Linked DNA regions of Mus musculus: all the other regions are linked to region 1. A link is a loop called in an ENCODE intact Hi-C map of the cell type or tissue named here. Cell type or tissue: gastrocnemius. All regions are shown on one strand. Region 1 overlaps Mrps31 (mitochondrial ribosomal protein S31). Region 2 holds the start of Gm30135 (a long non-coding RNA gene). Region 3 overlaps Slc20a2 (solute carrier family 20, member 2). Region 4 overlaps Slc20a2 (solute carrier family 20, member 2).

Region 1 (8,000 bases):
TATGGGTGAATGACAGTAGCTTCTGTCTTGAGAGACCTGAGATGTCCAAGTCACGGTGCGCTTCCATGTACTGTCCACAGCACCCTGGGAGGCGTTCCCTCAGTCCTCACGTTGTGCCTGGAAACTGACGCTCACAGTCACATCTGTTTGTTAAACTGCTGGCCAAACCAGGTCTCATCACACAGTTTATGCTTCTGCCGTGCTGTAATGCATCATTAATGCTAACCTTACGACATAGGCTTTCCATTCACAATCGTGTTACTCTTTTATTTTATTTCCCAGGTTTAGATGACGATGGCTCCGAATTCCATGAGCATATATTTTTGGATAAGTACCTGGAGGATTTCCCCAAGCAAGGACCAATCCGTCTGTTCATGGAGCTGGTGACCTGTGGCCTTTCCAAAAACCCATATCTGAGTGTTAAACAGAAGGTCGAGCACATAGAGTGGTTTAGAAATTATTTTAATGAAAAAAGAGATATTCTCAAAGAAAATAATATAGCGTTCACTTAACATCACAAAGAAAAAAATTTTATTTAAACTTGAAGATGTATATTAAAGCTAAATAGAAATTTTATCAAAATTCTCCTGTGTTGATCATTGTACCTGATGTGACTAACATAACTGTGAAATTACTTTTAACCCGAAATACATTCTTATTATGTATCTGAGAATTAGGGATACATCTAAGACAATTCTAACTTTTTTCATTAGGTGGCTTTGCTTCTTTGTGGTATATAATTGTTAGTGGTAAAGCTGATTAACATCAAAATCCTTGTGTAATTTGCTTGTTTTAACTATAACAAAATACCAGACTAAGGCTAATGTTATAAAGAAAAAAAAGCTTATGTGGTAGAGCATAGTACAAACTTTGGTAAGGCCTCATCCCAGATGCAAACTCATGCGAGGGAGGAAGAGCTCACAGCTGGAAGCAAGCTGGAGATGAAGCCTCGCAGTCCCCTGGGGGCAGCACCCAGTGACTGCTGACCTCCTACAAGCCCCACTGTTCCACTGTACTGGGATTTTTTACTTATTATCTGGCAGCTTTATACATGTATGTAATGTATCTTGATCATATCCACACACACACCCTGCTCCTTCTCCCACTGCTATCGGACCTCTTCCCTTCACACCCTTCCCCTCAGAGTCCAAACAGTGCTGGCCGCAGGTGAATGCAAGACCCACTTGTTAAGGATCCATGCCTCCCACATCAAGGACCAAGCCTGCAGCACAGTAGAATGCAGGAAACAGACAGCTGATTCTTCAGTCCCAGCTGACCAGCATCCATCATCTCAGCAAAGACAAGGTATCGTTTTTTAGTGGTTCTCGTATCTTGTTAGTCATAATGGATTCTTCAGCCCCACTTAACCAGAACCACAGATTCTTAACTCAAATGGCCTGGTAGTATCTTTGCTTCCCTCTGAAACATCACAAGCCAGGTTTCCATCCTCTGCACTGCTCGCAACACTCGTATCTCCCAAGCTCCCACAGAACGGTTCACTGAGCTCTCAACACTCAATGACTTTTGTAACCCAAAGTTCCTCAAAACAGTGTGATCAGGTCTGTCACACCAGTAACCCACTCCTGACACCAACTTGTCTTAGGGTTTCTATTGCTATGATCAAACACCATGACCAAAGCAACTTTGGGAGGCAAGGGTTTATTTGGCTTTCCCTTCCATATCAGTGTTCGCTGAAGTCAGGACAGGAGGCCATGGAGGAGCGCTGCTGACTTGTGCTTTCCATGGCTTGCTCAGGCTGCTTTTTTATAGAATGAAGAACCACCAGCCCAAGGACGGCCCCACCCACGAAGGGCTGGACCCTTCCCCATCAATCACTGACTGAGAAAATGTCCTCAGGCTTGTGTGCAGCCAATCTTACGAAGACATTTTCCTAATTGAGGTTCCCTCCTCTTAGATGACTTCAGCTTGTGTCAAGCTGACATAAAACCAGCTGGCACAGACGGGATTTGTGCTTTCCACCTGGGACGATGCAGCTTCTGCCACAGCACATCCAAGATGGTTCAAGATACAGCCCAAAGACAATTCAAGACAAGCCTCCTTTCGGTTAGGCGTTTGGCTCCTCCCACCCTGGCTCCTCCCCATGATTACTCTTTATCATCTTCTTAAACTTTTGCCTTCTCTTAAATGTTTCCCAGAGTTCTTCCTGGATCAAGTCGTCTCCATCACTGGGTCCACATTAGAGCAATGGCTGTCCTAGCGAGGGCCCAGGTGGGCCCAATCTGCAGTCTCATCTAACTCAGTAAAAGCCCCGTGTCTAACTAATTGCCTTCAAAAAGCATCTCAGGAGCTCATGATCACAATCACACAATCCACTGCAGACCGTCCAGTTAAAACATTCCCTCTTACATAAGGCCAACCTGACCCGTGCGCCCTCAGAGCCTGGCACAGAGTCTAGCCCCATAGTCCTCTCCAGCAGGAAGCCCCCAATGAAAGAAAACGTCACCCCTTCTTCTTACCTGTCCTCGTTGTCTGGAATGAAGAGTTAGTTCTCGAAGGCCTCAAGCAGGCTGAGATACTCCAAACAGGAAAGTACTTGACCGAAAACACCTGTGGGCTGGCAGGAGGATCCCGGAAGTTTTTGATAAGGTGACGGGCGACTGACCTGCAGATGGAAAGTTCCCCCTTTCCACCTTATAAAGCCCCAAGCCTGCTGTGCCACATGTGCAGACTCCATATCCACGGGAGACAGATGTCCCTCAGTTGTTCTGACTAAAGGACAATTCTGTCTTTGGAGACGCTGGTTTCTGCTTTCCTTTCTTCCCCGTGGCTCCTCCATCAGTTTTGAGCTAACACTCACAGCCTCAGGTAAACACATCCAGGACCAGCCTTGACCATGTCTGAGCAGCGTGGGCTGATGGAGGACAGTAGGGTGAGGAAAAAGCTGAAAGTTTGGCATCTCCCTTGTCTTCTATATAGGGTTTCTCTCCCTGTTGGTCAGTTTACCTTTCTCAGAGATCTGTCATAATCATAGTCCTCTATTCTGTTAAACTACTGAAGATTCAGATGGAAAAACTGAAGGATAGAGTGGGTGTCCAAGGCTGTTGTACTCACTCCTCCTGGGGCGACCAAACATCTGTTCACCCTGATCAGTCACCAATACAAAGGAAAGGTCCTGTTTTTTTGCTTTATTTTATTTATATATATTTAGTTAGATAGATATTTGTTTTCCGCTGAAAGAAAGAAAGAAAGAAAGAAAGAAAGAAAGAAAGAAGGAAGGAAGGAAGGAAAGAGAGAGCGAAAGAAAGGCTGTGGATGTTGGTCAGTGAGGAAACGGAGAATCTGGGAGGAGTTTGGGTGTGGGAAACCATCAGAATATAGAGCATGAAAAACTATATTTCCAATTTAAAAAATAATAATAAGCTATTCTTTTTTTTTTTACCCCAGAAGGGGAGAACCAGGCAGGGCACAGTTGAATAAGAAAAGGAAAACAATAAGTTTTCATATTAATTGTGATTAGCAAGCTTACTAGAGAAATATTTGGTTACACGGGAATAAGAAAAGGCGAGAAGGGCTGGTGAGATGGTTCAGCAGTTAAGAGCACTAACTGCTCTTCTGGAGGTCATGAGTTCAAATCCCAGCAACCACATGATGGCTCACAACCATCCTTAATGAGAAACAAATAAAAGACCTATGGGCAAGCGGGGCAGAGCGAAAGGGGGGGGGGGAGAAAATAGAAAAGAAAAGAAAAGATAAGGAAGTGTCCCTGGCCTGGGACATCAGAGCCAACGCTGCTCTACTGACGGCTTCTCTCTGTGAACCTGCTCGCCCTGCCTCTTTTCTGCAGAGTGTAACACCTGCTCTTCTGCGAGCAGGGACTGCCACCAATATCTGTCTAGACAGCAAACCTGCTTGCTAAAGGCAAAACTAACTGTCTTAATTAGAAGCCTTTCCATTTCAGGCTCACACTACCTGCTGTGTCCCAGGATGGCCACTTGGCCACTGGGCTGCCACTTGATCACCTGGGCACACCTTTTCAACACACATACCTTGCCCTAGCTCTGGAACATGGTGGCCCCAGCATACCTGTTTGCACACTTGCCACATCCCAGAGCCACTAAATGGTGTCCTGGACACACTAGTCTGAAGGCCATTTTTGTCCCTGGGGTGCAATGTGGTAGGCTGGGCATGGCTGTCTGCACCCGTACCCTGCTAAGGCAGTGTAGCCTCGTGTTTACAGGAACTCTGTGTCCCAGCATTCTGACATGTCTATTCGCACACACGCTATTTCCCAGAGCTGCCACATGGTGGCGCTGTTCCACCACCTACACATGGCAGAGTAGGCTTGCTTGTTCACAAATCCACCGTGTCCCAGCACTACCTTTGGTGGCTAGGACATTTGGTGCCTGTTCTGAGCTTGGTTAACTGAGGGGCGTTGGTGGTGGGGTTATGATAACAGACGTGCCTTATCCAAGCACCACCTCATGGTGGCCTGGGCACATCTATTCATTTGCTTACCATGCCCTAGTGCCACCATGTGGTGGCTTCAGCAAGCCTGCTTACACACTTGCCAGGTCACACCACCATTATGTCATCTCCTGGGCATGACAGTTAAATGCCCAGGGGTATCAGATGCTTGCTGTGTCCCAGGGCCACTACATGGCAGCCTGGACATGCCTGTTCACATATGTACCATATCCCAACACCACCACAATGCAGGCTGGTTTCACCTGTGTGCATGCAACTGTGTTCAAGCACTGCCAAGCAGTGGCTTGGGTGTGCCTGCTTGTATGCATGCCGTGTCCCAGCCATGACACATAGCTGCCAGGGCACACCAGTTTGCATGATTTCTGTGTCCTAGTACCAGCATGTGACTGCCTGAGAATACCTACCGATTCACACACCTACTATGTCCCGGGGCTGCCAAGTTATGGTTTGTGCACACTTCTTTGCCTGCTTACCATGTTCCAGGACCTCCATGTGGCAGACTTGGCACACCTTTTCACATGGCTGCTTGGACATGGTAGTTCATATGTATATCATGTTCCAGCACTGCCTGGGCATGCCAGTTCATATGTATGTCATGTTTCAGCACTGCCTGGGCATGCCAGTTCATATGTATGTTATGTTCCAGCACTGCCTGGGCATGCCAGTTCATATGTATGTTATGTTCCAGCACTGCCTGAGCATGCCAGTTCATATGTATGTCATGTTCCAGCACTGCCTGGGCATGCCAGTTCATATGTATGTCATGTTCCAGCACTGCCTGGACATGCCCGTTCACATGCCTGCTATGTTCCAGTGCCAACACATGAGCCCATGCTCACCTGTCTGCACATATATTGTGTCCCAGAGCCTCAAATCACTAGCCAGATCATACCTGCTAGCACACCTACTATGTCTTAGCCTTGCCAGCCAGCAGCCAGGACACATCTGCACCATATCCCAGCACCATTGTGGAGTGGCTTGGACACATGCATTTGCACACCTACCATATGCCAGTGCTGCCAAGTGGTGGCCAGGCATGCCTATTCTCACCTGCCACATCTCTAGGCAGCTGTAGGGTATATACATTCTGTGTCTCTACGCCATTGCGTGACATCCTGAGCTCTCCTGTTCACACACATACCATGTCCCCCGCATTGCTACCTAGTGGTCTGGGCGGCTGCCACATGGTGGCCTATCACATCCCAGGGCTGCCATGTGGCAGACTTGTCAGAGACATTTACTAAATGCCTGCCATGTCCCAGATTTGCCACTTGGTGGAGTATTGCCTGTTTGCCTGCAAACCTGTCCCAGCACCAACACTTAGGAGCCTGGGCATGCCTTTATTTGTCTGGGAACATTGGTTCACACCTGCTGCCGTGCCTGCTATGTTCCAGTGCTACTGCCTCCTAGCCTGAGCACACCTGTTGGCACACTTGCCAAGTCCGACCACCACCACACGACAGCCTGGGCATGCCTGTTTGCATGCTCACCATGTCTGAGCAATGGTACATGTCTGAACATGTCCACATGCTTGCCGTGTCCCAGGACCTCCAAGTGGTGGCCCGGCCACATAGTTCACAGTTCTGCTGTGACCCAGAGCCACCATGTGGTAGCATGATCTCTCCTAGTCTCACATGTATGGTGTCCCAGCAGTGCCCATGGCAACCTGGTTCAACCTCTTTGGACTCAGTCCCTGTCCCACTGACACCAGGAGGCAAGCTTGGTCATGCCTGTTTGCATGCCTTCCATTTCCCAGAGCTGCTATGTGGTAACCTGGGCATGCCTATTCACATGTATTCTATGTCCCAACACCACCCCATGGAGTCCTAGGCCTAGGTATGGTGGAGTTTGTGAAAGAGAGGGAGACTGGACCTGGTGTGGGCTTTTTTTTTTTTTTTTTTGAACCTCAAAGCCCCCAGCCCCAAGGACACACCTCCTCCAACAAGGCCACACCTCCTAATGGTTCCCAAAGGTGTTCACTAATTGGGAACCAAATACTCAAATATATGAGCTTATGAAGGCCTTTTCATTTAAATCACCACATCTAACTATAACAGGGATATATATATATATATATATATATATACATATATATATATATATATAGTGTGTTTGTGTGTGTGTGTGTGTGTGTGTGTGTGTGTGTGTGTGTGTGTGTCTATACATATAACCCTAATTACAACAGATCTAGGGAAGATGTGTATGAGAAAAACTACTACACACAGCTTTCCAGTTATGACAGGGATAGGAAATGCATGTGTGTGCACCAGCATATACAGAACTACCTGATAGAAGAAATACAAGTTCGTGACTCTCCACAAAAACACCTGTCTGTAATAGATCATGGGAATACGTGTGTGTGACTCTGCTACTCCTGTTATGTGACAAGATTGTCCCCAGAGAGATACAACACACCCATCTACTCACCCACTGGGAGTAGATTGGGAGCCCATGACAGACCAACGTACAGATACTGTCAACGTCCAACTTGGTAAACTTATGAGTTGTGTTTGGGTTATTTCCAGGGATATAGGTGAGGGGTTACTTGCAGGAGCAGAAGTGACTCAAAGACAGGGACATCACCAAAGCCCACCCTGGCACGGATGGCATCTCACCAACGCTGAGCTGTCTGCATGATTTGGTCATACCTAGGTCTTTATTTATGCTTCATAATCCATTTATACCCCTAAATCAGAGGTATGGGTGTGTGCATAAGGTATGGACGGACACACACACACACACACACACATACACATGCACACACACAGGATGTTGAAACAAGTAGGCACAAAGAGCTAACATCTGACTGTGGCTTTATGTGGTAGTTCAAGTCAATAAGACCAGAAAAACGGCCGGGCAGTGGTGGCACACACCTTTAATCCCAACACTTGAGATGCAGAGGCAGGCAGATTTCTGAGTTCGAGGCCAACCTGATCTACAGAGTGAGTTCCAGGAAAGCCAGGGCTATACAGAGAAACCCTGTCTCGAAAAATGAAAAAAAAAAAAAAAAGACCCCAGAAAAACGAAATGCCCACCTTGCAAGACTCTTGTAAAAGATTAAGTCAAAAGTTCCTCATTCTTTCAATGCCACGGTTTTTTTGCCATGCTCTTCAAATGGGTAAATGACATCAAGAATCAGCCCTGTCTCTTTCATTTGGAGTTCCCTCAGAATCACCACCACAGTCCACAGCAGAGCTATCTTCATTGCCAGCGAAACATACTCTTAGGGATATCATAAGAAACACTGGTGCTCTGCTACACACTGATCAAAGTCTGTCACAAAAAATCGGTGTCACCTTTTCTCCACTTTCCCATAAGTGGATCTATGCAGTTCATAGTCTTGCATCTCTAGAGTATTTCACTTAGCACGATTATTTAAAGATCACCAATGGTCTGCATGTGTTAGTACTTTCTTCGTTCACTACTTTCCATTGCTGCATTGTATCCCATCCTACGGACACACCACAGTTACTTATTCTCTGGCTGATTGGCACTTGGAATATTCCCAGTTTTAAATTATTAAGAATAAAACAAAACAACTCTATACTTGCAGT
Region 2 (8,000 bases), 180 kb after region 1:
TGGTGTCAGAGTGCTTACTCCAGAACGATTCCCACAACACTTTCTCGCCAGCTAGTGACGAAAACCACAACGTAATTAGCAGCATCTGCTTACTGCTATCCTCCCTTGCCAGTCTCAAAGCTACATCGCCAAAACCTCCGCATGGAACTGCGTCCATCCTATTGGCTAGAGGTTCTGACTGATTGTCAAAGCTCCAGCCCACTGTGGTGGTCCTGGGAAATACAAGGAAGAGGGAGCCCTAAGCAACAAGCAATGTTCTTCCATGACCTCTGCTTCAGTTCCTGCTTCCAGATTCCTGCTTGAGAGTTCCTGCTGTGACTTTTCTCAGTGATGGACTGTGATGTAGACACATTAGCCAAATAAGCCTTTTTCATTGCCAGTTGGTGAGTGTTTTGTCACATCAACAGAAATCAAACTAGAACACCCATAAACAGAATTAACTTCACAACGTTGTCCTCTGGTGTCTATATCAGCGAGGTGGCATGTGTGTCCTACATAGATATCATGTGTGTGCACACAACAACAACAACAACATAATGAATATGAACAGATTTTTTTTTAAAGATTTATTTATTATATGTAAGTACACTGTAGCTGTCTTCAGACACTCCAGAAGAGGGAGTCAGATCTCATTACGGATGGTTGTGAGCCACCATGTGGTTGCTGGGATTTGAACTCTGGACCTTCGGAAGAGCAGTCGGGTGCTCTTACCCACTGAGCCATCTCACCAGCCCCATGAACAGATTTTTAAATGCTGGGACATCATCCACAAACCAGACAAGAAATTCAAGAAAGGATTCCAGGTACACGTAGCTTAAGGCTGCTACCTCTGTACCCCTCCGTTGCTTTAAATTGGCTATAAAGGGGTGTATTGCTATTAACCTCATGATATCTGTCACTTAACCCCCTCACCCTGTGTATGTAGGATCAGAACAGACTAACTAGTAGGAAGACAGGAGAAGTTATGGAACATGGGTAGGGGAAGGCTGCTGTGTTTTACAAAACATTGGTGGTGTGATGCAGGGAGGGGGTTGTGCCTTAGCAGGCCCTGCCAAGGTGTGCGCCCCGCCCAAAACAAACCCTGCAACAGACCAAGTATAAAGAAGGTTTATGGGAGCTGGAGAGATGGCTCAGTGGTTAAGTGCACTGGCTGCTCTTCCAGAGGTTCTGAGTTCAATTCCCAGCAACCACATGGTGGCTCACAACCATCTGTAATGGGATCCGATGCACTATTCTAGTGTGTGTCTGAAGATAGCTGCAGTGTACTCATATAAATAAAAATAAATAAATAAATCTCTTTAAAAAAAAAAAAAAAGAAGGTTTATGGGCGGGAAAGGAAGGAGACCTGGTGAAGGGCGGAGAGGACAGAAGGGGATGCAGAGGACAGAAAGAGGAGAGAGGAAGAGGAGACAAGACTGGACACGTGGAGAGAGAGAGAGTAAATGGAAAGAGAGGAGAGAGGAGAAACAGGGAGAGGGGAAAGGGAGAAAAAAGAGAAGAGAGGAAAGAGGAAAAGGGAAGGGAAGGGGGAGGGAAAGAGAAGGGAGAGAGGGAGAGAGCTTTCTTATATATGAGCTCATACCTGGCTGTTCCTAGGTAACTGTTGGGCGGAGCCTAGCAAAGGCACCCTTCACCCACCTGAAGCCTCTCTCCAGCTGAGAAAGTTCCACCACAGCCGCCACCATCCGTCATGAAGGTTAACAACAAAGAGACAATATTCCTTTTGCATAGAAATCTTTTATGTTAATCAGCAATGACCAGGTTCAAGGCCTGTCTGTTTATGACCATGTTGGGTAGGGCCCCACTTCTCTCAGATATTTTCCTGGTAACCTCACAAACAAGGCTATTATTTTTTTACAGTGGTGAACTGTCTTTTGTGCCAGTGATCCAGCATTTTCCATGTCACCCACAATCCTGTAGAGTATGGGACCTTTGCAGACCCTTCCATGATGATAGCACCACACACCTACTTACAGGCAGACACCCATACATATGAAAGAAAAATAAAAATTTTTAAGAGAGAGACGTGTGTCCCTCTCTTCGTCTATCAAACGATCGAGATCAGGGGTCCCAAGAATTTGGAACTTCCCCAGGAATATCACACTGGAGAGAAAGGTTGAAGCCTACACAGCAAGATCAAAGGCCTTCTGCTTTGCATTAAAAACCATGTCTGTAAAAATACAGATTTGTGAGTTAAGTGGTTCTAAAGCTATTAAATAAAATGTGATGTAACCAGTGGTACCCAATCTTTTTATTTTTTAAAATCTATCTTTGTATCTACTATGTGCATATACATTATTTACATGGGGTAGCTTTTTTATGGTTTACATGGGGGAAATTATAAGTAAATTATAAGTAAATGATCTCATTGATTATCCAAACATAACCAGATGCTGTTTAGTTCAGTGTATGTAAAGCTTATGAAAAAAGGCAAGCAGTCCTCCCTCTGCAAGCAAGCAGTCCTCCCTCTGCCTCCTACTTGCCCATCCACATGCGAGCTCTAGGCTATGCCTGTGACCATGCCTTCACTCTGTCATTATGAACTCTAACTCTCTGTAACCAAAAGTCCAAATATATGCTGCTTTGTTTTATAAGTGTCCTTGGTCCCAGTGTTGTCACAGCAACAGAAAAGTAACTCATGAGTACTGTCTTGGGGTTTTACTGCTGTGAACAGACACCATGATCACTGCAAGTCTTATAAAGGACAACATTTAATTGGGGCTGGCTTAGAGATTTTACGAGACATAAATTGGATAAGATTATTGTATAAGGTACAAGTCAGAGTGACAATTATATTATGCCAGTCGATAACCTCAGAAAGGACAGGGGCCAGAAAAGCTGTGCCCTGTTGGTTTCAGAACAGCCATTCTTCACAGCTTGCTTCAGAGGTTTAGTCTCTCATTATCAAGGTGGGAACATGGCAGCATCCAGGCAGGCATGGTGCAGGCAGGGCTGGGAGTTCTACATCTTCACTTGGAAACTGCTAGAAAACTGGCTTCTAGGCAGCTAGGATGAGGGTCTTAAGCCCATGCCCACAGTGACACAATTCCTCCAACAAAGCCACACCTCCAAATAGCCACACACTCCCTGGGCCAAGCATATGCAAACCATAACAAGTACACTACAAGATATCTCTCAAAAGGTCCTACAGAAAGTCACCTAGCCTCTTGAATAGGGGGAGTCATGGAGACCCACCAGGGACCTCTCACCAGTGTCTATCACAGAGAGAAAAATGCTCTCACTGCTTCTAAGGGAAGCCAGGGTCAGTGAGATCTTGACTAATGTCACATAGATGGAAAAAAGGCTAAGGGAGCCTTCTTCTGCTCCCAGGTGACATCTACTGGCCTTGACAGTAAAAACAAGTGGAAAAAAATAGATCACTTTGGTCCCCTATTTGAAACACTAATTTATTCTACAATCAGGTTCCTTTAAAGAGTTCTTTGTATCTCCTGACAGTCTTCATACAGTCACCGGCATTTTTTTAAACAATCTAAGAGATCATACCCCAAAAGCAAGCTGTGAAGAATGGCTGTTCTGAAACCAACAGGGCACAGCTTTTCTGGCTCCTGTCCTTTCTGAGGTTATCGACTGGCATAATATAATTGTCACTCTGACTTGTACCTTATACAATTATCCAATTTATGTCTCGTAAAATCTCTAACGAGTTCAAAGTAAACTCCCTCTGACACAGGGTTTCAAGTGAGCCCCTGTGACTGGAAATGCAAAGCCTCCAATAAATAAAATGAGGAGAGTCCTCCTTATGCAAATGAGGCATCCCCAGCACCTGGCACTAGCCAATGACGTACACTCACCCCACCACCACATCCCCTACTCACACCCCCAATAAAGAAACCAATTCTCTCAATCTATTTCTAGGTGTGTGTGTTATTTGCCCGTGCACTCACCACAGACCCACACCCACTAAGTTTCTCTCCCTCCTGTCCAACTTGGAGCGCAATAGGCCTGGATACCCCTAGGGGGAGAGCTGGCCATAAACCAGCAAACCTCACATCTTAGGGTTTTACTGCTGTGAGCAGACACCATGACCAAGGCAAGTCTTGCCAGGACAACATTAACTGGGGCTGGTTCAGAGGTTCCATCCTGTGTCATCAAGGCAGGAGCATGGCAGCATCCAGGCAGGCATGGTGCAGGAGGAGCTGAGAGTTCTACATCTTCATCTGAAGGCTGCTAGTGGAAGACTGACTTCCAGGCAGCTAGGTTAAAGGTCTTAAAGCCCAGGCCCACAGTGACACACCCACTCCAACAGGGCCACACCCTCTAATAGTGCCACTCCCTGGGCTGAGCATATACAAACCATCACACTCCAATAGATTTATATGGTGGCTCCCTCCCTCTCTGCTCCCAGGAATAAGTCATTTACCAACCTACGGTGAACAGACTTTGTGGGTGTTTGATAGGTAGTGTCGTTTATGAGTCTACTCAAGAGCTGTCGTCATCCTGTTCCTTCAAAACAGAGTCAGAAGCTGCTTGTAAAACAAAGTAGCCTAGGGTCAGGCTCAGTTTGAAAAAACTATTATCTGATACAGTATGGGTAACAGCCTGATGGTTACGCCAATCACAGCTCTCATGCATGTGAATCCATCTTCTGGGAAAGCTTGTGTTAGAACCGGTAATTTCATCTTAACTCTTTCCCCAAACTACTGCCTTCTTCTTAACAGGAGCACCATCAAGTTCTAGGGAGCAGGCTGGGTGTGGTGGAGCACACCTTAAATTCCAAGAGGCAGATGCAAGCATACCTGTTGTAAGGGTCCATGACTTGCTGAGGAATGATACCCAGGACTCAAAGAGTATGTAAACACAAAGAGTGTTTTATTCTGTGGAAGTCCAGCATACAGGTGTGTCCCATTACCAGAACAGAGAGACCACCAAGTGAGCTTGCAGGCCTGATTTAAAGCACACTGGGGAATTCTAGGGTAGGTGACCTCTGTGTTAATCTATTTGGTCCATCTCTACAGACATTCCATTACTGGAGAGTGAGGGCTGTAAACTTGCTGGGGAGGTAGCAGAGGAAGTCTGGAAACTGTTGCTGGGGAAGTCTGGAAACTGCTGCATTGTCCTTGCCTCAGGCCAGGTGGCAGGGCAGCTTCAGAGGCCTGGACTTGCCCAATTCTTGGAAACAGAGATTTAGGGGTAATCTCCTTAAATATCAATTTGAAGGCTGTCAGGGAATCAACCTAGCCTTCTCACTGTGAGTCTGGGCCAGCCTGCTCTACATAGTGAATTATAGGCTAGCCAGGGCTACATAGTAAAAGTAAGTAAGTAAGTAAGTAAGTGTCTTAGTTAGGGTTTGGTTTCTATTGCTGAAAAGAGACACCATGGACAGGCAACTCTTATAAATGAAAACATTAAGCTGGGGCTGGCTTACAGTGCCCGAGGTTCAGTCCATTGTCATCATGGCAGGAAACAGCAGCTGTGCAGGCAGACGTGGTGCTGAAGGAGCTGATTTTTCTACATCTTGATCCAAAGGCAGCCAGGAGACTTTCTTCCTCTGGATGGAACTTGAGAACTAGGAGCTCTCAGAGCCCACCCCCACTGTGACACACTTCCTCCATCAAGGCCACATCTCCTAATAGTGCCACTCCCTGGGCCAAGCATATTCAACCCACCACACTAAGTAAATATTTCCAAGAAGATATAAGAAGAAAAAAAGAGAGAGAGAATAAAGAGAAACGAGAAAGGAAGTCTCAGAAGATGGAAAAGAATATGGGAGATAAAGTTATGAAGACAGAGCAAAGGATTGAGAAGGGACAGGGACCCCTAGTTGTGTGTGCTTCTGCTCTTCCTGTCCCCTCCCCTTTCTGCGTAAGGGATCCGAAGTCTTTAATTCTATAGAAATCACGGGGGCACGTTGAGACCACAGCTTCACTTAATACAAGAAAGGGACTGAAAAGAGAGCCTTTCAGATCATCCAAATGAGCAAAGATGTCTGCTGTAAGGCTTATGTGGGAGGGGAGGAGGCCCCTCACGGGGTGAGAAAGAGGAAGGACTCTCGTTCATGCGTGACTTAGAGGAGGCGAGTGGAGCTGTGGAGGCAGGGTGCGTGTCGTTAAAGCGAATCCACACGTGGGTGGGAGATGTACGTTAGCTCAATGTCTATGGGGCTGGTGATCTAAGGTCTGCCGACTTCCTCTGCAGAGAAATCAGCTCATCCTCCGGGGTCCAGGTACCTGTGGGGTCTGTCAGAGAGGTACAGGCAGGCTCTTGGCAGTGTATGTCTGTCTCTGTTTATAGTCACCAGGGGTCTCAGAATCGGCTCTGAGGATGGAGACAGAGAGGGACTGCATGCAGATGGTTTGATCTGAGCAGCCTTCTGTGCTGGCATTTAGCATCGCTCTACTGAAATCCCAGTTCTTGGGAAGTCTGTTAGAGAGGGTACAGGTACACAGTCAGGGTCTCAGGGTCTTGTCTGGCCAGTGAGGCTGGAGGTGTAGGGGGCGCTGCAGGCAAGTGTGGCCTGGTTGGCCCTTAGCCTAAACCTAACAAGTCAAAGGGAATACCATGAAAATGTCTCATATACAAGGATCTCGAAAGACCGAGAGGTTCTCAAGAAATCAGGCATGAGGCAGGGAACAGGGGCACAGGCCTATACTTGGAGCGCAGAGACGGAAGAAATGCAAACTCAGACACAGCCTGGACTTCAAGGCCAGACAGTGAGGTCCAGCCTCACAATGATGATGACGATGATGATGATGATGATGATGATGATGGAGATGGTGATGATGATGACACAGAGACTTTTAATATAGCTTAAACTTACACCTTTTGCTGGGGCAGTCTCCTGGCTACCAAAACTTAACTAGACTATTCTAGCTTGTGACCTGCCATGTGGCTAGTTCTATGCTTACCTGCTCTGCTCCAGTCAGTGCCTGCTCCCTTCACCGTCCAATTTCGAATCTCTGAGTCTGTTTTCTACCCCCCCCCCCCCCCGCTGTCCCTTTCTCTCGGCCCAGAAGTTCCACCATTGTACTTCCTGTCGTAGCTCTTGGCTGTCAGCTCTTTATGACAACCAGTCAGCATCGAGACAACCCCTGCTACGTCTCTTAGGTGAGGAAGGACAAACACACAACAGAAAACCTGGTATTAGGCCATAGACATGTCAGTCCCGGAATCCTGCCAGCACTGAGGTCTCTGCCAGTACAGAATTAACAATTGAAAATACAGAGACACAGCTTAACACAATGTGAGGTAGCTCACCCCCAACAGAAGATGAAAGATGACCAGGAGGAGGAGGAGGAGGAAGAAGAAGGGGAGGAGAAAGAAAAAAAAGTCTTGAAACCTAACTGTAACTTTTTTTTTTCTCCCTGGGATACACGGTGGCGTTGGTAACAGGACAGGAAAGTCAGAGTCAGGGACCAATCCATTCAAAGGAACAATAATAGCCCTATCTCAAGTCTGAATTGTTGAGACAGTGTCAGTTTCTGTTGTCATTGTTGTAGGTATTGTGTGTCACCTGTGGCATAGCATGGTCCAGAAGAGCAAGAAAGGAAGATTATCCATGAGGTGTGGAAAAAACATCTAGAGATGGTAAGAAATAGCGTCAGACTTTTTTTTTTTTTTTTTTTTTTTTTTTATCTTTTCAGAGCTGAGGACTGAGCCCTGGGCCTTGCGCTTCGCTCTACCATTGAGCTAAATCCCCAACCCCAACGTCAGACTGTTTATTTCAGAACACAAGAGAGTAGGAAGGAAGGTCCAGAAAACCTGGCGCTACTGGGAACCTCTGTGTGGAGGGCCGAGAGCTTAGCACCGTCTTCTGGAGGAAGAGGGTCCTTAGCAGCAGCCTGTTCCTTCGTAAACCCAGAATCATTGTTTCCCAAGAACATGGGCTCTACAGTAACAGCTGACCATGTAGAGCCAGGGCAACCACAGCATAAGGCACAGAAGACGGGCGGGCGCGAGAAGCCTTGAGCCCAGGGAGAACTGAGCTGGAGAGGTAGGGAGCATGACTTCCTTGTGATCATGAAGAAAGTGTTTTCTGCACT
Region 3 (8,000 bases), 110 kb after region 1:
ATGTCTACCCTGTCTAGTTCCAGGGCCCTCCCCTCACAGCCTGATGTCCTCCCACTGTGCCGCCTCTGAGAAGCTCTCTCACCTCCTGTTAGTGCCTTCAGGGGACACAGGATCCACATTGGAGCCGATCACTTCCCTGCTAACTCTATATTTGTGGCCGATACCCCTGCTCTCTTCACTCTTCCCTCCTTCATCCCTTCCTGTCTGTAGGGACCTTCACTCTATACTTGTATGTGATCAGCTTTTGGTCTGCAGATAAATCCACTGCATTGCTCTCCTTTCTGTGCTCAGCCTACTGCTACATAGCGAGTGTCCTCTAGTTCTACCCGGGTTACTGGGATCCTTTCATGGATGAATGATAGAGCTGTAATATTGGTACATCATAATGATATATTTATATATCTATAATATTCTATGTTATATGTGTTTATCATATTATATTTTTAGCTCTTTAATTCATCTTTGAACACTTGGTTGACCTATTGAAATATTTGACAAGCTATAAGGCCTACCATTTTTAACTTTATTTCAGTGTGTGTGTGTGTGTGTGTGTGTGTGTGTGTGTGAGTGAGTGTGTGTGTGTGTGTGTGTGTGTAGGGCATGTGTGCACGTGTGTGTGGAAGTCAGAGAACAACTGTGTGAAGCTGGTTCTCTCTACTGCTATGTGGTTCCCAGGAATCGAACTTGGGTTGTCAGAGCGCATACAAAGCACCTCCACCCACTGAGCCATCCCACCAGCTCTTAGGCCTGCATTCAGTGGTTGTGTTGCACACTTGTCTTCCTGGTCACAGTTCCACATTTTGCTGTTTTCTGTGAGAGACATGTCCAGATGTGGTCTGAAAATGCTCAATGGAAAGTTCCACAGATGAGAGCTGTGCACGCTTTGCACTGCCTCTACACGAGTAATGTGATAAACTCACACACTTCCAACAGCAGCCAGCACGGTGTGACCTCCCCTGCCCAGCACATCCGTGTTGCTGATCTCTTAGCCATCTCTGATACTGCAATATCTGTGCTGAAGAAACACTTCTGTGGAAGCCCAGTGCTTCATTCGCCTTTCTTCATGCCCTCACATGGGGACTGTGGCATCTCTCATCATTAGAGGAAGAAGGGCAAGTGTGATAAATAAGACATTGACAAAGCTATGCATGTATATTGTCATATAGCGCTGTTATTGTGTTATCATTAATCTCTTCCTGTGCTGAATTGTAAATCTGCCATAGGAGTGTGTGTGCGTGTGTGTGCACATGAGTATGTGTGAGAGTGTGTGCATGTGAGAGAGTGTGTGCATGTGTGAGTGTGAGTGTGTGTGTGTGGACAGAAGAGCTGCTCGTGCACACTCAATACATTAAGGACATGACTTCCTTCCTCCGTGTGTTCCTGTCGACCATTAAAGGTTCATTCTCCTGAGTAAGCATAAACTCGGTCTTCAGTGTCTCAGCATCCTTCGTCTGGGCTAGGATTGGCCACATTAAGTTAGCTTACAGTTTGGCTACCAGCCTTCACCGGCCAGTACTGCTGCTTCTTCCACCTGGACTTTATCCTCAGTCAGAACCCTCCTATCCAGCTTCCTGGTGTCATTTTCCAGGACATCTCTCCTATCCCAGAGTTGGCATTTTCCTCCTTTCTGCTCTGGAGTGTGCTGCCCTCTCTTAGTGCTCGGTAGTGTGTGGTGTGTTATCTCTTCCTGTCTGCCTGCTTGCCTTCTATGAGGGTGGAGACCATGGGTGTCTTAGTCACTCTTAATTCCAGAGCCTTCTCTTGTGCTTACTACCTTTAAAGATGCTTGCCAGCAGTTTGTTAAGAGAATGTAGTGCCGCTGAGCATCTCCAGCCGAACCAGACTCTAATCCTACTGAAGACCACTGTGGTCTGCCAGTGAGAGGAGGCAAGTTCTGAATCTAGAATCTCTGGTATCTTGTGGTTCCTTCTCCCTCCCTTATTCTCTCCCTCCATACCACCTTGCCTTTCTTTCTTTTCCCTCCCCAATTCTCTCTATAATTCATACTACCATGAAGGTGTATTCTAAGACTCCAGATACAAATCTATTGGACCTGAAAAGTGTGTTTGTAAAGAATGGAAAAAGAAAAGAACAGGAAAATGCTCATTTTCTGAAGAGAGATAAGATTCAAATCAATTCCTTCTAAAAGACGGTTTTTTAAACGTAATTATCTTTTCATGGGCCTTTCAGAATCTCCACAGATAATGCTTCAACAGAACTGTGGTATTAATACCTTGCTGGCACACAAGACACAACACACACCACCCCAGGCTATTACCCCAACCACCACCCAAGTGCACCCTACCCTATCCAACCATAGCCCACCACCCTAGCCCTTTCCACCCCAGCCCAAACAGCCTCAGCTCAGCCCAGCCCAGCCCACTGCACCCTATCCAAGCCAACTTCACCTCCCCTCACCCAATCCCCACTCCTCCCAAAATGGACCCAAGCCCAGTTTCAATGCAGAGAGCTCAGTTTTTCTGCAAACACCATCCACAGGCTGAGCCAGCTTCCGCCACTACCGCCCCGCCTTGCCGACTGCACGTTTAAAACATCCCACTCCTCCTCAGCCTTCCTATTTGCTCACCCAGATGCTCTGTGCTGTTCTCAACACAAACAAAATATCAGTGAGAGGGAGGAGAGGGAGAGGATATGTTGGATGTTTGGATGAGTGACATGCCAACTGGATAGATTGGAAGGAAGAAGAAAAAAAGAACAGGAGGAGGAAAGGGAGGGTGGTCTCAAGGAGTCATTTGTCTCCTGGCTGTCTACCTCCTTAGACAGCCTTAGTTCCCAAGAAAATAGTGCTTTTATCTAAAGACAGTGACAGGCGGCACCTGCGTGGCCTCTGGTTTCATTCCAGCAGGGACTCTTTGTGTGGTGCATCTCAGGTGGCATGCTAGCTTGTCACCCCCTTCTCCAGCTCAGTCTTTTATTTGCTTTCCTGTGTGCCCCCCCCACCACCACCACCTCCCTGCCTGGTCTGGGCAGAGCTCACACACAGCAGGAACCTTTTCAGTCCCTCTTTTACATTCTTTGCGCTTCACTACCTTCAACACAAGTCTTTGGACCAGTGCCTGTGGGGACTTGAGGCATTCCAGAAGATCTTGCTGAGCTGTGCCTACTCCGCCAGCATCCTTCCTGTGGTTACAACTCTGAAGTAGCCTTCACCTTCTCTTACCACACAGTTCATCTGGGGGGGAGGGGTTACATCTTCTTTTCCTTTGATCTTGACAGGTGGCCTATTCACCCACATGCATCAGGGTATATTTTAGAGATCAGTCACTTAAGTAGCAACTATGCAGTAGTACAGCTTTGATGTGTTTCTAGCCTACATTATTCCTTTAAAAATGTTCTATAGATCTGCATTTCTAGAGGCTAGACAGATGGCTCAGCGGGTAGGAGCTCTTGCTGTTCTTGCAGATGATGCAAGTTCAGTTCCCAGCATCCACATGGAACTCCAGTCTCAGGGTTCTAACGCCCTCTTCTGGCCTACGTGGGCACTGCATCCCTGTGAAGAAGGCACTATATCGGTTTGGAAGAAGTCATGGCCAAACACTGTGCTTGGGGCCTCAGACATGGGCCTCCCAAACAGCTTTCTGTCTCTGTGTGTGATGTCAGCTCAGGTGACCCTAGCACTCTCATGCTGGCCGCACACGTGGGCTTGCTGAACCTGCACCTGTGTAGAAGGTGCCTGGGCCGGAGCAGCGGCTCACTGCAGCAGAACGAACGCCACACTGCTTCCCCATAACTGGGACTCGCATCATGAGGGTTGTGTTGCTACCAGATGCTCACCTGCTGACCTCCACTTTACTCATTGTTACACAGGAGGACCCTGTTCCAAACGGTCTCCAGGCACTGCCTCTGTTTTATGCTGCTACCATAGCAATAAATGTCTTTTCCATCATGTACACAGGAGCGCCAGGTAAGAACCCGCCATGGAATCCTAAGTGCACAGGAAGGTATTGTAACTGAACAGCATTGACTAGCTGTGGAGCAAGTCCTGGTATTGGCTAATAGTAAAAGGCATTGTTCACAGTCATTATGGTATAGTAGAATAATTATAATAATAATAATAAATGTTTTTCCTTGTTTTAAATACCAAGAAGATACATAAATTGCAAAAAACAACAGGCTTTCGAGTTAAATTCCACTCAGCCATTACCCACTATGTTGTCCCAGCAGCCAGCTGACAGCCTTGGAGTCTTAGAGCTTGTTCTCGAGCCATGGGGGTGGTCAGGAGGAATGTCCGGTTGTCCAGGATGGGAGAGGCGGGTCAGAAGTGGTCTACCGCTGCAAGCCGCAGACTCCCAGGGTCTGGTGATGATTGCTCCTGCTTTCCCATCCTGGCTTAGGTGTGGGATGGGGAGAAAGAGATGTGTGTACCTGTAGTCCCTGCACTTGGGCGACTGAGGCCAAAATGTTGCTTGAGTCACCAGGTCCAGGAAAGCCTGGCAATACAATAATTAATGTCAAAAAATGTCTCTGCGTGTGTCTGGTCCTTTGGAGTCACGAGCACCCACTTCTCTTGCGTGTAAGTGAGTCCTATAAAAACCTGAAGTGAGAGTATTTTCCTACAAATGTAGGGAAACTTAGAAGACAGGATATCACACGATTTGCTGTCTATCACATTGTAGGTACTGGGGGCCATGCCCTGCTCCATATGTGTCCCCTCACGAAGCGGACTGCAGTGTCCTTACCTAGTCATGGGTACTTTTCCTGTTAGTTTGTTTGGGGTTTTGGTTTTTGGAGACAGGTTATCTCTACATATCCCTGGTTGTCCTGAAACTCACTATATATACTGGGCTGGCCTCCCAAGTGCTGGGATCAAAGGTGTGTGCCACTACACCAGGCCTCCGGGTATATTCTTGCCAGAACAGTTGCCCACCCCAGGTACCAGCTCTGGTTGGTACTGGGACTACAGAATAATAATCTGCAGACCTGTATAGACTCTTAATATTTCCAATGATGTAGTAACACTCAGCATGTAGTAAATATAGAGATAGGCCATCAAAATTATTAGAAGACATATTTAAGAGAATTTAGAGAAAGAGTTTGTTATATTCCACACGTGCCAGGTTGCTTAAGCTGTCATACATATCAATCAGCAAATGTCATAACTGAGACATTAGGTCCTAGACTAGGAGCCTAGTGGGAGTTCTGGTCCTTCGCTTTGCTGGTCAAATTAACTAATACTGAGGGATGGCTCTGATAGATCCATCTAAAGATCCGCTCCATGGATTCCTGTGATCTATTACTCACAATTGTGAAGCATCCACAGTATCTGTAATGCGTCACCACCATATAGTTTCGTTCCCCCAGAATGATTCGCTGTACCAGCAAGATGGTCCTCTTGGGCAACATTCAGAACATGTGTAGTAAAATGATAGGTAAGAGAGCAGGAAGACAGGTGGATGTAAACACTGGAAGGTTTATGATAAAATCACGGCTGTCTCCTGACATTTGGAAAAACTAGGAAGCAATAGTATTGAGCAGAAAAAGAATACCGCACAGGGACATACCACTTCCAAGTCAGAGTGAGGGCCACAGGCTGGCTGCATCCGCATCGCATGTGGTGACATCAGAAGCAGATTGTCTGGTGTAGCGCTGAGCCCGGTCCTCTGCAGTCTGTGTTTCCACAGGGCCTCATGTGACAGTTCAGGGTCCGTAACTCTGGGCGCTTTCTCGTCTTCCTCTTTTGAGGCAGGATCTTGCTATGTTGCCCAGAATTTCTGTGATTAAATGATCCTCCTGAGGAACTGGTTCCACAGGCGTGAAGCACCCCGGCCGATCACCGCTTCTGCCGCCAGCATCACTTCACTATAGTGTTTATGTGATGGTGCCCCTAAAAAGTTCTGACCAGGGGGTTTCACTCCATTTATGAAAGTGTGTGCACAAGTGCGTGCGTGTGTGTGTGTGTGTGTGTGTGTGTGTGTGTGTGTGTGCGCGTGTGCGCGCGCGTATGCAGGCGCACATGTGCAGGCACACACATCCTGGCCTGGGAGCTTCTGTAATTGTCCTGTCCCTCTCTCAGCTTTCTGCTATAGGACTGCCGGGTTACAGATGCTTGTCACTACAGCCCGGATTTTGTTTTGCTTTGTTTTGTTTTGTTTTGTTTTGTTTTGAATGTGGGATCCAGCATGGGATGCAGGTTGCACAGTGAGTACTTTTACACCCACCCCTCCCTGAGCCCTAACTCTGGCCCTGCTCGCTCCTTTCTATCAGCAAAGGAGTCCTTAAATACAACCCAGCCTGATGTCTAGCTTTGCTAGAAAAAACTCGTTCTTGAGGTATAGCTGCCACAGCAGCACTGCTCCTCCTTCCTCCCTCCTCTTCCTCCTCCGCAGCATACTCTCTCCTCCCCTACTTCCTCCTCCATCTCCTCCTCCACCTTCATCATCTTCCCGTCCATCTTCTCCTTCATCTTCTGCTCCACCCCTCCTCCATCCCCTCCTCCATTTCTTCCTCCTCCATCCCCTCCTCTTCCTCCATCCCTTCCTCCTCCATCCTCGCTTCCTCCTCCATCCCAGCACCGTGAACACTAGTAGGGGGTGAAGGCTCTAGGTAGACCCCGGCTTGACTTTACCACGTTCAGTGAGATGTGTAGGAATTGTCTTTAGCAAAAGCCTTGACAGTAGCCTGAATTTACCAAGGGGGCAAAAGTTCTGTCATCTCTCCCCTAAATGATCTGTTTCCAGGGGGCCCCTTTGGCCAACAGCACAATGAGATATAACCCATTCTTGGCACTGATGAATGGTGTCCGTTGGGGCTGTCTCTCCCTCATTATTTGGTGACTCCATTTGGACTTCTTTCACATAGATAAATGTTTTAAGATGCTTTGACTGTAGTAGGTTTTCATATGACCTCAGATGGCCCTCGGTGTTACTTTTCCTTCTTTGTATGTCACCCCACACACACCCACCCTGCCTTCCAACTCTTAGTCATGCTCTCCCAGTGCCTAGAAAGATACATGCTCAATAATCTACCCCTTCCCTGGAAAGTGTACTCAGTGGAAGTGGTGCTGAGGACATTGCAGATTTGTACGTCATACAGCTCGCTGTGGTCTTGATAATATTGTTTTTGAAAGCATGCATCACGTGCAACCCTGTGGGACCTGCGTTGTGTCAGTGAGAAGGACGGGTGTAGGGAGGGGTAGGTAAGCAGTGGGAAGAAGACTGGCCTGGACCAAAGCCCCGCTAGTTTTAATAAGTTTATTCTGTACATTCTGTTGATGATTATCAGATGCAAAACAACGAGATGCAAAACAAAATAGTGTCAGTGAAATAATGAAAAGTTCTGTCATCTCTCCCCTAAAGGACTGAATACGCTTCTGTTCCTTGGGGGGTTCGGAAAAGAGCTAAGATGTCTGAGCTTAGCACAGAATCGCTACTTATCATGTCTTTGTTGTTTTGAAACCGCGAGAGAGGAGCATGAGATGAGAAAGCATCTAGTGGTGTGAGCTGAAAACAAGTCCCAGGCTTGCATTGCCGGCCCTGGCAGCCACTTCTGGCTGAGTGAACACAAGCCATTCAAGCTGTGCCCTACTTTGTCCATCCACAGTGGGAAACAGCTACAGTGCCTCAGTGCCCCCCTGAACTTGTGATTATTTGAAACAGTTCAAGAGCCTTGCCAGGAGGACAACCCAATGTGAAGTATTTTACCACACATTTGATGTCTGTGAAGCAGCCCGAAGTATTGTATTTAGAAGAAATTTTTGCTCAGTGTGTACATTGGTTCAAGTGTCTGCCTTGTTTTTGTTTTTTGTTTTTTGTTTTGTTTTGCTTTCTTGAGATGGCGTCTGGTGGGTACACAGAGCCCCATGATAGAGTTACCTTGTATGGTGATTGAGCTGCTCTAGGATTGGGGTCAGGGTCAGAGCTGGAGAGGAGCTAGGCTGAGCTAAGGAGTTAGCACAGCACAGCCTGAGGAGGCTCTAAACCCATGGCTCCCCGCTGTTCCTGGAGTTTGGGAGTCAGTCCATCTAAATATCTAAACCCTAG
Region 4 (8,000 bases), 140 kb after region 1:
CACGGGGTGTCGGCAAGGCCACACAAAGAGCTCCTGTGACGTTGTCTTCCTGTCCCCCCCACACAGTGGCTTCACTATTGAGCTGGCCTCTGCCTTCACCGTGGTGATTGCCTCCAACATCGGGCTTCCTGTCAGCACCACGCACTGCAAGGTAGGCCCCTGCCAGCCAGAGACTGCCATTCTGAGGGGTGGCAGGTCGGTCTGAAAAGAAGCAGCTACACCGTGTGGTTGGTGTGGGACAGCCAGGCCTGTTTGTTTCCCTAGCACCCGCCTCTAATCCTTCCCGGTCCCCAGCAAGGCACCTGGTGCTGAGGCTGTGCCTCCTCAGCACCAGTGAGAGCTTCCACTCGCCTGTGCCCTCACTGTGCCCACCTGCAAGTTCCCCTTGAAGTCGTGTGTGCACTGAGCCTGACTGCAGGTTCCCATGGGATGTGCCCTCCGGTTCCTGCCACTGCGCAGAACTGACCTCAGAGCAGGACAGAAACAGAAGGAAACAAAAATTATTTCAGAGCAATTATAAGATGTGGCTGCTTCTGGTTCTCCCCTCACATGACGCTTAGGCTGACTCTTGTGCCTTAGAGTCTATTCCAAATGAGGGTCAGGAGGTAGCTCCTGATGCTGGTATGGTGTATTATGTCCAGTTGTTCACAGGGTCCTCCTAATTGTAATCAATCAGTAGACATCACCATACCAACCAACCTGACTCTGATGTATGAGGCGACCCCCACTGGGCACCGCTGGAAGTGCAACGGGACGTTGACCCACTCACAAACTGCAAGGACGGTTGAGATAGCACTTGCCCAGCCTCACAGATGAGGGAATGGAGGCAGAGAGAGGTTAAGAAGCATTCCCACCCAGGGCTGGCATGGTGCTCTGCTGTTCCCCTCCCTCGTACACAGGAGGAAGGCCAGCAGAGACTGGCACCCCCACTGCTCACCCACGGGGACTGCTCCAATGTCGGGAGGTTTTAAAATAATGAAAGGTTCTTGGGCGGCTCATAATGATAGCGTGTGTCCCTAGCACAACTGAGATCCTGAGTTCAGCCAATAGTGCCACAAAAAAATGAATACAAATTACCAAAGAAGCACGGGTTCACTGAAATACTTAACAAAAAACAGGGTGGCCTATGAGGATAGCCATCTCCCTGTTCTCCACGCTTACTCTGTGCCAAGGAAAAGGCAGCTAGCTTCTCAATTTCCCATTTACTCATTCACTGTGTGTGTGTGCGCACGACATTCATGCGGTGGTCACCATGTGGGTGGGTCCCAGGGTTGAACTCAGCTCATCAGCCTTAGGTGGCAGCTGTGTGGGTGAGCACCTTTACCCACCGGGCCATCTCAGCTGCCCACTTTCCGCCATTTTGTAGGCATAAACAGTCACACCTGCCCGGCTTCCCTAGCTGTTGTCACCTATTAGCCATCTTCTCCACAGTAATGGAATATAAGTCACATGGAGAGGAACTCCTGCCTAGCAATTCCAGCCTCTCTGGAAGGAGACTTGATTAGGAATATGGAGGCCAGTGAAAGGATAGCAGAGAACATGAAGACCCTGTGTTATGTGGAAATGTCACAGTAAAACCATTATGTGCACATAGGTGCATATACTAACTTTCAAACTTAACTCTCAAGTCGGGCATGGTGGTGCACTAGGGCTCAAGAACCAGAGGGAGGGCAGAATCTCTTGAGTGTGAGGCCAACCTGGGCTACACAGCAAGTTCCAGGCCAGCCTGAGCTACATAGTGAGACCCCTGTCTCAAAAAAATTAATTAGTTATTAAGTAAAGTAAAATAAAATCAAACTTTAATTTTTCACCTTGAATTATAACTTGCTCGATATTTATAGCATAATAGGGATATTTTATTAAGATATTTATATCTAATTTGTATAAGACCTTAATAAATATGTATGTTACTGTTACCAAGGTGCCTGCACTGAGCACATAGTCAATTCTGTTTCCGTGATACAATAAGTAGTACAAGGAAGAGCTGTTGGTATGAGCAGGTCCTGCGCGCAGGACCACAGTGGGACGGTGTGTGCAGCAAGGCCAGACAACTAACAGAGAGAAACTGCCCACATCCAAATGAAAGTACAGAAACCTCCAGCTTGATTAGAAAGTGTGTCAAATGGGGGCAGCACTCGCGGAACCTGCATAGCTGCAGGGGGGCACAGTGATTTTACAATAATTCTAGTAGGAAACAAGGCTCTCGAGGTGGCTTCGATGGGGGAAAGGTGTTTGCCACCAAGCCGGACATCCTGAGTGCTAGGACTGAAGTGGTCCTCTGGTCTCCACACATGTGCTGTGGCGTGCACACACCCGCGTGCAGTAAATAAATATGAACCCAGTTATTTAAAAACTGAAGGAGGATCGTATCTGGCAAAGACTCAAGCATCTGCTGACAGGTAGAAAGGAAGATGTGGTAGGGAGCGTGCTATGCTGCACGACTGGAGAAGAGTTTCAGTCCTCAAACGCAGCCCGGCAGAAATGTTCTCAGAACTTTACAGAGAGAAACCAGGGTGAGAGCATAAATTATGAAAACTATAAAATGATCTCCATAGAAAACAAATGTGGGGCTCGGGTCACATGATACAGGCTGATGATGTCTTAAACAACTAAAAGTCGGTGTTTGTGAAAGTCTCCTCTCCTCTGCGTCGTCCTTTAAAGTAGACCTTACTCCTACTGCCATGTCTCTGCTCCTCCAGGTGGGCTCCGTGGTAGCTGTGGGCTGGATCCGCTCGCGGAAGGCTGTGGACTGGCGCCTCTTCCGGAACATTTTTGTTGCCTGGTTCGTGACTGTGCCCGTGGCTGGACTCTTCAGTGCTGCTATCATGGCTCTCCTCATGTACATATGTGGTCTCTTTTCTTCCAGTCGGTAGACGGCTGGAGGGATGTTCTGACGTGGCTAAGATACTCACACCTCCCACCCTTGCTTTCCCTGACACATGCACACCCTTCCACACGCCTTCCAGATGGCTTCGTGCCGGCCCTGCTTACCCAGGCCACAGCTCATCTTCCAGAATTAACCTACCTACTGTACATAGTAGCATACATCGAGCTGATGCTGTGATGGCATGATGTGGTGCGGTTACTTACAGTAGATGTGTATTGTGTACCTAGAATAGGTAGCATTTATCTCCAGCAAACTAAGAACGAAAGCAGAGGCATTGCCTAGACCGCAAGACTCTGTTAATTGTATATAATGATTTCAGTGGTGGCAAGTGTAGAGTATAAAATCCTTTTTTAAATACACTGTAATATAAGTGAGATACAGTATACTTAATGCAAACCTGGGCGAGTGCCCAGGCCCTTGAGTGACTGCACAACCCTGGGACAGGTGTTCACAAGTGCTCTCTCTGAAGAATGCGCTCCTGAGCTGGGTCTGAGTTACTGTCATGTGTCACAATGGCTTCAACGGTAAACTCAAACTACTTTTAACCGTCTGCTTCCTGTACACCTTTTTGATTGGAGAAACTTGGAAAGTACCAAAGAAATAGGGGATAACGTGCCAGTGTTGCATCTTCCCATTGCTTGTCCCCTCCCCACGGGCCACGACAGTGAACCTGGTGACACCAGCAGCAGCCAGGTGGCTGCCACACCAGGTACTGGTAAGCTTGTTCAGCGGCCTTTCCCTGTCACCAGCGTGGATGGCGTACGGCAGTGGGGGTGTAGAGTTGTACACTACATACATATCAAGTCCCACTCGGTGTCCCTCCCCGCCGTGCCCTGCAACCTGAAAAGCAGAATCCTTGTTGCCAGCATCAGAGCCAGTGAGCGCTTGATGGGCTCGGATGCTGCAAGTTCACGGTTAGTGGGAGGCACTGGCGAGGACACTGGGCTTGGGGATCTTAGAGGCCTTTTCTCTGTAGGACATCCGAGGTTCTCCTGTGGAGCCGCTGTTCTCTTCTGACGGTGGGAGAGAGTCAGGATGACTAAAATGTTAAGGGCCCGAAACCATGGAAATGCTGCTAATATTTTTATATTGACATACATTTTCACGGTACTTCATTGTAATTTTTTTCATTAATCAAGCATATTAAATTTATAATAAAAAAAAGTGCCCCTCAAAAACTTACTTCTGACGTCTTTTTCTTTCAGAGTTCTCACAAAAATAAAAACTATACAATTCATCCGCTTGTAGTTTCCCCTACATCTTACTACAATTCCGTGTTTGTGCAGAACCAGTACACAAAACTAGAAAGGGAAAGAGTGAGCCACACCTCTGTCAGCAGGCAGGAACATAGTCATCCGTCCACCATGATGACCATGGTAAGGAGACTACACTCCTGTGTGGAGCTCACCTGCTTGGCTCTTCGTTTCTGCTGACTCCCACTGAGGACCTGGTCTGTTCTCAAGCTGGGACACTCAGTGAAACCTTTCAAATTCCTCACTGTGCCAGCAATGTCGCCTAACAGCTGGATGGGTAATGGATGAGAACCACCATCCAGGTGTGCGGGTTTCAGGGCCACTGCCAAGTCTGAAACCCTCTCCTTCTAAAATGGCACCTTGCTTTCGACACTCGGCATCCTCTCAGATTTATTGGTGAGAAAATGATAGCCCTTGTGTGAGCAAACACTCTGCAGGCCACACAGCCTGCCTCTCTCAGGCAGCGGTCAGACCCTGCCGTAGAAGGGCCACCTGAGCCCTAGCAGGCAACTGCACCAGCTAGGTCCCAGTCAGGGAAGGAGTCTGGTGAGGTCATGCTTTCGGGGGGTGGGGGGCAGTGTTATCTGACAGGAGATGGCTACTCTGTATGTCATCCCAGGAGAGGAGGGAAAAGCCCACTCCAAAAGACAACTTTCCTGTCAAATGTCCAGAAAATGGTTCCTGTGTGTGATGAGGGACCCAAACAACGGAACTCCTCAGTCCCTGGCATCTTTGTGTGTGGTCAGACATGCTTCCCATGTATAGGAAATCTGCCTGAGGGACGAGAAAGCCACGCTCAGAGGAGAACCTCATTTATTCTGTCTTCCCTCTCCTGAGTCTGAACTGGCAAATACCCCAGTGGATCTCAAAGGCAGGTTGCAACCCTTGGAGAGCAGACAGCCCTTTTTCACAGGGCTCACCTAAGACCATCAGAAAAACACGGGTATTATTTACATTATGTAACAGTAAAATTACAGTTATGAAGTAAAAGAAAAGTTATGGTTGGGGGTCAGCACAACATGAGGAAGAACTGTATTAGAGTCGTAGCATTAAGAAGGTTGAGAACCACTGCTCTAAACACATACTAATCTTCAATGGGTCATTTTTAAGTCCTCTCCTCTCCAGCAACAGAAGAGTCCATCCACCCCATAAGCTGGGTGTGGTGACATACAGTTCTGAATTTGGCTCTCAGGAGGCCAAGGTAGGTAGATCTCTAAGTTCCAGGCCAGCATAATCTACATAGCACGGAGCCAGATGAGGGACCTGTCACAACTGCACTTCCTTAGTGTTTAAAACTGAAATATGGATCCATTGGTGCTTTGGTGAGGCCTTTTAAGGGAAAACTACTTCCTCTAGGTCAAAAGACTAGAACTGAGTTCCACTTATGATCTGCCCCCAACTATTAGAATGTCACAGGCTATTGTCTCCTGTAAGAGTTAATCAGGCTGAGCCTGTCAATCACCTGACCAAGAGACCCCCTCAGGAAAGCTGACTTTCCTGAGGATGTCTGAAAACGGCCCCCAATAGGCTCTTAGCGAGTGACACTATTGGGAGATGTGACCTTGTTGGAGGAAGTACTTCACTGAGGGTGGCTTTGAGGTTTCAAAAGCCCATACCAGACCTGGTGTCACTCTGTCTTCCTGCTGACTGCCAAACCAGACATAGAACTCTCAGCTCCTTCTCCAGCACCATGTCTGCTGTGTGCGGCCATGCTTCCTGCCATGGTAGAACTATAAGCCAGCCCCAGTTAAATGTTTTCCTTCATAAGAGTTGCTGTAGTCATGGCGTCTCTTCACAGCAATAGAAACCCTACTAAGAAAACTTCCTAAGGAGATGGAAGGAGTAATTATCACCTTAATGAGATAATATACTTCTCAGAAGTCTTTCTCCTAGTGCCGTCACTTTCAGATCTTCACTAGTAAGGCCTGCCCACTTCTCTGAGTTCTAACTCAAAACATCTTTTTTCTCTTTTTCAGATGCCAGCTAGAGGCCTCATTAAAATGGTTCACAAGCTTCCTTCTGAGTCTATTTTACAATTAATTTATTGGGAGTCTAAGAAACCATAAAAGAGAAGCCCAATTTCCCTGGTAACATTACTCTACCAGGGCACTTGGTTATCATAGACTTGAGGCAGGGAACCAAGACAAGGATAAGGAGTTAGAGAGATGCTAATTATTGTTATTGCTCTATCAGAGGACGGAGTTTGATCCTAGTATCTGCGTTAGGCAGATCACAAATGCCTATAATTCCAGCTCTAAGGGAAGCCCTTCTGGCTTCCATAGAAGCTGTGTATACATCTTTTAAAAATCAAGTCTTTTGTTTTGGGGGGTTGTTTTTTAAATTATTTTATTTACATTCCAGTCGTTTTCTTCCCCTCAGTCCCCTCTCCCACGGTTCTTCATCCCATTCCTCCTCCCCCTTCTCAAGTCTCTCAAGCACATCACCTCCCATTGAGACCTGACCAGGCAGACCTCGGCTATATTTATTTGGGCCAGGGCCCTCAGACTGGTCTGTGTATGCTACTGGTTGGTGTGGTTGGTGGCTCAGTCTATAGGAGCTCCCTGGGGTCTGGGTAAGTTGACACTGCTGGTCTTCCTATGGGGTCACCCTCCCCTTCAGCTTCCTCAATCCTTCCCCTAATTCAACCACAGGGGTCTCTGACTTCAGTCCAATGGTTGGCTGTAAGTATCTGCTTCTATCTCATTCAGCTGCTGGTAGGGACTCTCAGAGGACAGACATGCCAGGTTCTGTCTGTAAGTACAACATAGCATCGGGAATAGTGTCAGGCCTTGGCACCTTCCCATAAGATGGATACCAAGTTGGGCCGGTAATTTGACTACCCTTCCTTCAGTCTCTTCCCTGCAGTTTTTAGACAGGAACACTCCAGGATCAGAAATGTTACCTGTAGTTAGTTGCCATGCCCCTCTGCTTAAGACCCTGTCTATCTCCTAGAGGTGGACTCTGAGTTCCCTCCCCACGATGTAGGGCATTTTGGCTAAGGTACCCCATTGAGTCCTTAGAGTCTCTCACCTCCTCTGGTAGTTTCTAGAGGGTCCCTCCCACCTCCCACTGTTTGTAAGATCTTTATAACAAAATGAAGACAAACATTTAGCTAGAGGCAGGCAAGGTAGCTGCTAGCCTAGTCTACAATAGAGAATTTCAGGACAGTCAGCACTGCAGAGGGGCCCTGTGTTTTGTTTTTAAAGGGGGAAAGAAAGAAAAAAAAGTAACTGGCTGGGATGGCAGCACACACCTTTAATTCCGGCTCTCGGGAGGCAGAGGCAAGCTACTCCGGTCTATTCAGAAGCTCCAGGCCAGCCAAGGGTACATAGTGAGACTCTTTGTTTCAAAAAAAAAAAAAAAAATTAAACTCAGAAAGGTAAAAGACTTACACAGGAGTCCTAGGAATACGGCTGCAGGTGTGTAAGAATGTGGAAGTCCAAGAAGAAAAGGGTGCTTGGTTCTGTAAGCCTCGACAAAGCCTCGACAAAGGAATCATGTGAGAGTAACTGTTCCAAGTCGGTGGTTCTCAACCTGTGCGTCATGACCCCTTTGTGGTTAAATGGCCTTTTCCTTCACAGGGGTTATCAGATATCTTACATATCTGATAGTTATACTACAATCATAGCAACAGCAAAATTATAGTATATAATTATAAGTAGCAATGAAAATAAATTTATGGTTAGGGGGTCATCACCACGTGGGGAACTCTATTAAAGAGCTGAAGCATTAAGAAGGGTGAGAACCACTAATGTTCTAAGTAATGTGTTTCAGACGCAATCAAGGACCAAGAGTTCTTGTTGAAGACTGAAACCTGCTTAAACAGCAAAGGGAATTTTGTTTAGAATGAAATGGAAAAT

What was found. Hi-C counts contacts between places; a loop is a spot of excess contacts. Peaks named below come from ENCODE experiments on the same cell type or tissue, not always from the same donor. Only the 100,000 strongest peaks of a DNase experiment are listed, where the experiment ranks them.
Region 2: it touches region 1 in a loop (15-fold over the local background); 16 of 42 quality-filtered maps call a loop at or near these places.
Region 3: a loop joins it to region 1, with 2.8 times the contacts of the local background. A loop is called at or near these places in 6 of 42 quality-filtered maps.
Region 4: a loop joins it to region 1, with 5 times the contacts of the local background. A loop is called at or near these places in 37 of 42 quality-filtered maps.

Annotation. Positions count from the first base shown.
Region 1 is chr8:22,428,899-22,436,898 of GRCm38, forward strand. It overlaps Mrps31 (mitochondrial ribosomal protein S31), which reads left to right. Exons shown (of 7, transcript NM_020560.2): 7 at 283-767. The coding sequence ends at 512. Among named protein-coding and RNA genes, the nearest start is that of Mrps31, 22 kb to the left of the region's middle. In gastrocnemius, CTCF peaks have their summits at 4,279 (motif pointing right), 4,485 (motif pointing left) and 5,717; DNase peaks (open chromatin) are centred at 4,293 and 5,709; H3K4me3 peaks cover 208 bases; H3K27ac peaks cover 1,134 bases.
Region 2 is chr8:22,608,980-22,616,979 of GRCm38, forward strand. It overlaps Gm30086 (a long non-coding RNA gene), which reads left to right. Exons shown (of 5, transcript XR_870239.2): 4 at 1-383; 5 at 1,597-2,145. Gm30135 (a long non-coding RNA gene) reads left to right here and starts at 6,080. Exons shown (of 3, transcript XR_378800.2): 1 at 6,080-6,184; 2 at 7,458-7,545. In gastrocnemius, a CTCF peak has its summit at 3,319 (motif pointing left); no DNase peak of the experiment used is centred here.
Region 3 is chr8:22,541,676-22,549,675 of GRCm38, forward strand. It overlaps Slc20a2 (solute carrier family 20, member 2), which reads left to right. Exons shown (of 11, transcript NM_011394.3): 5 at 3,829-3,925. Among named protein-coding and RNA genes, the nearest start is that of Vdac3, 48 kb to the right of the region's middle. In gastrocnemius, a CTCF peak has its summit at 3,487 (motif pointing left); DNase peaks (open chromatin) are centred at 2,441, 3,054, 3,483, 7,515 and 1 more place.
Region 4 is chr8:22,565,548-22,573,547 of GRCm38, forward strand. It overlaps Slc20a2 (solute carrier family 20, member 2), which reads left to right. Exons shown (of 11, transcript NM_011394.3): 10 at 67-151; 11 at 2,700-4,069. The coding sequence ends at 2,873. Among named protein-coding and RNA genes, the nearest start is that of Vdac3, 24 kb to the right of the region's middle. In gastrocnemius, a CTCF peak has its summit at 729; a DNase peak (open chromatin) is centred at 748; H3K4me3 peaks cover 490 bases; H3K27ac peaks cover 1,987 bases.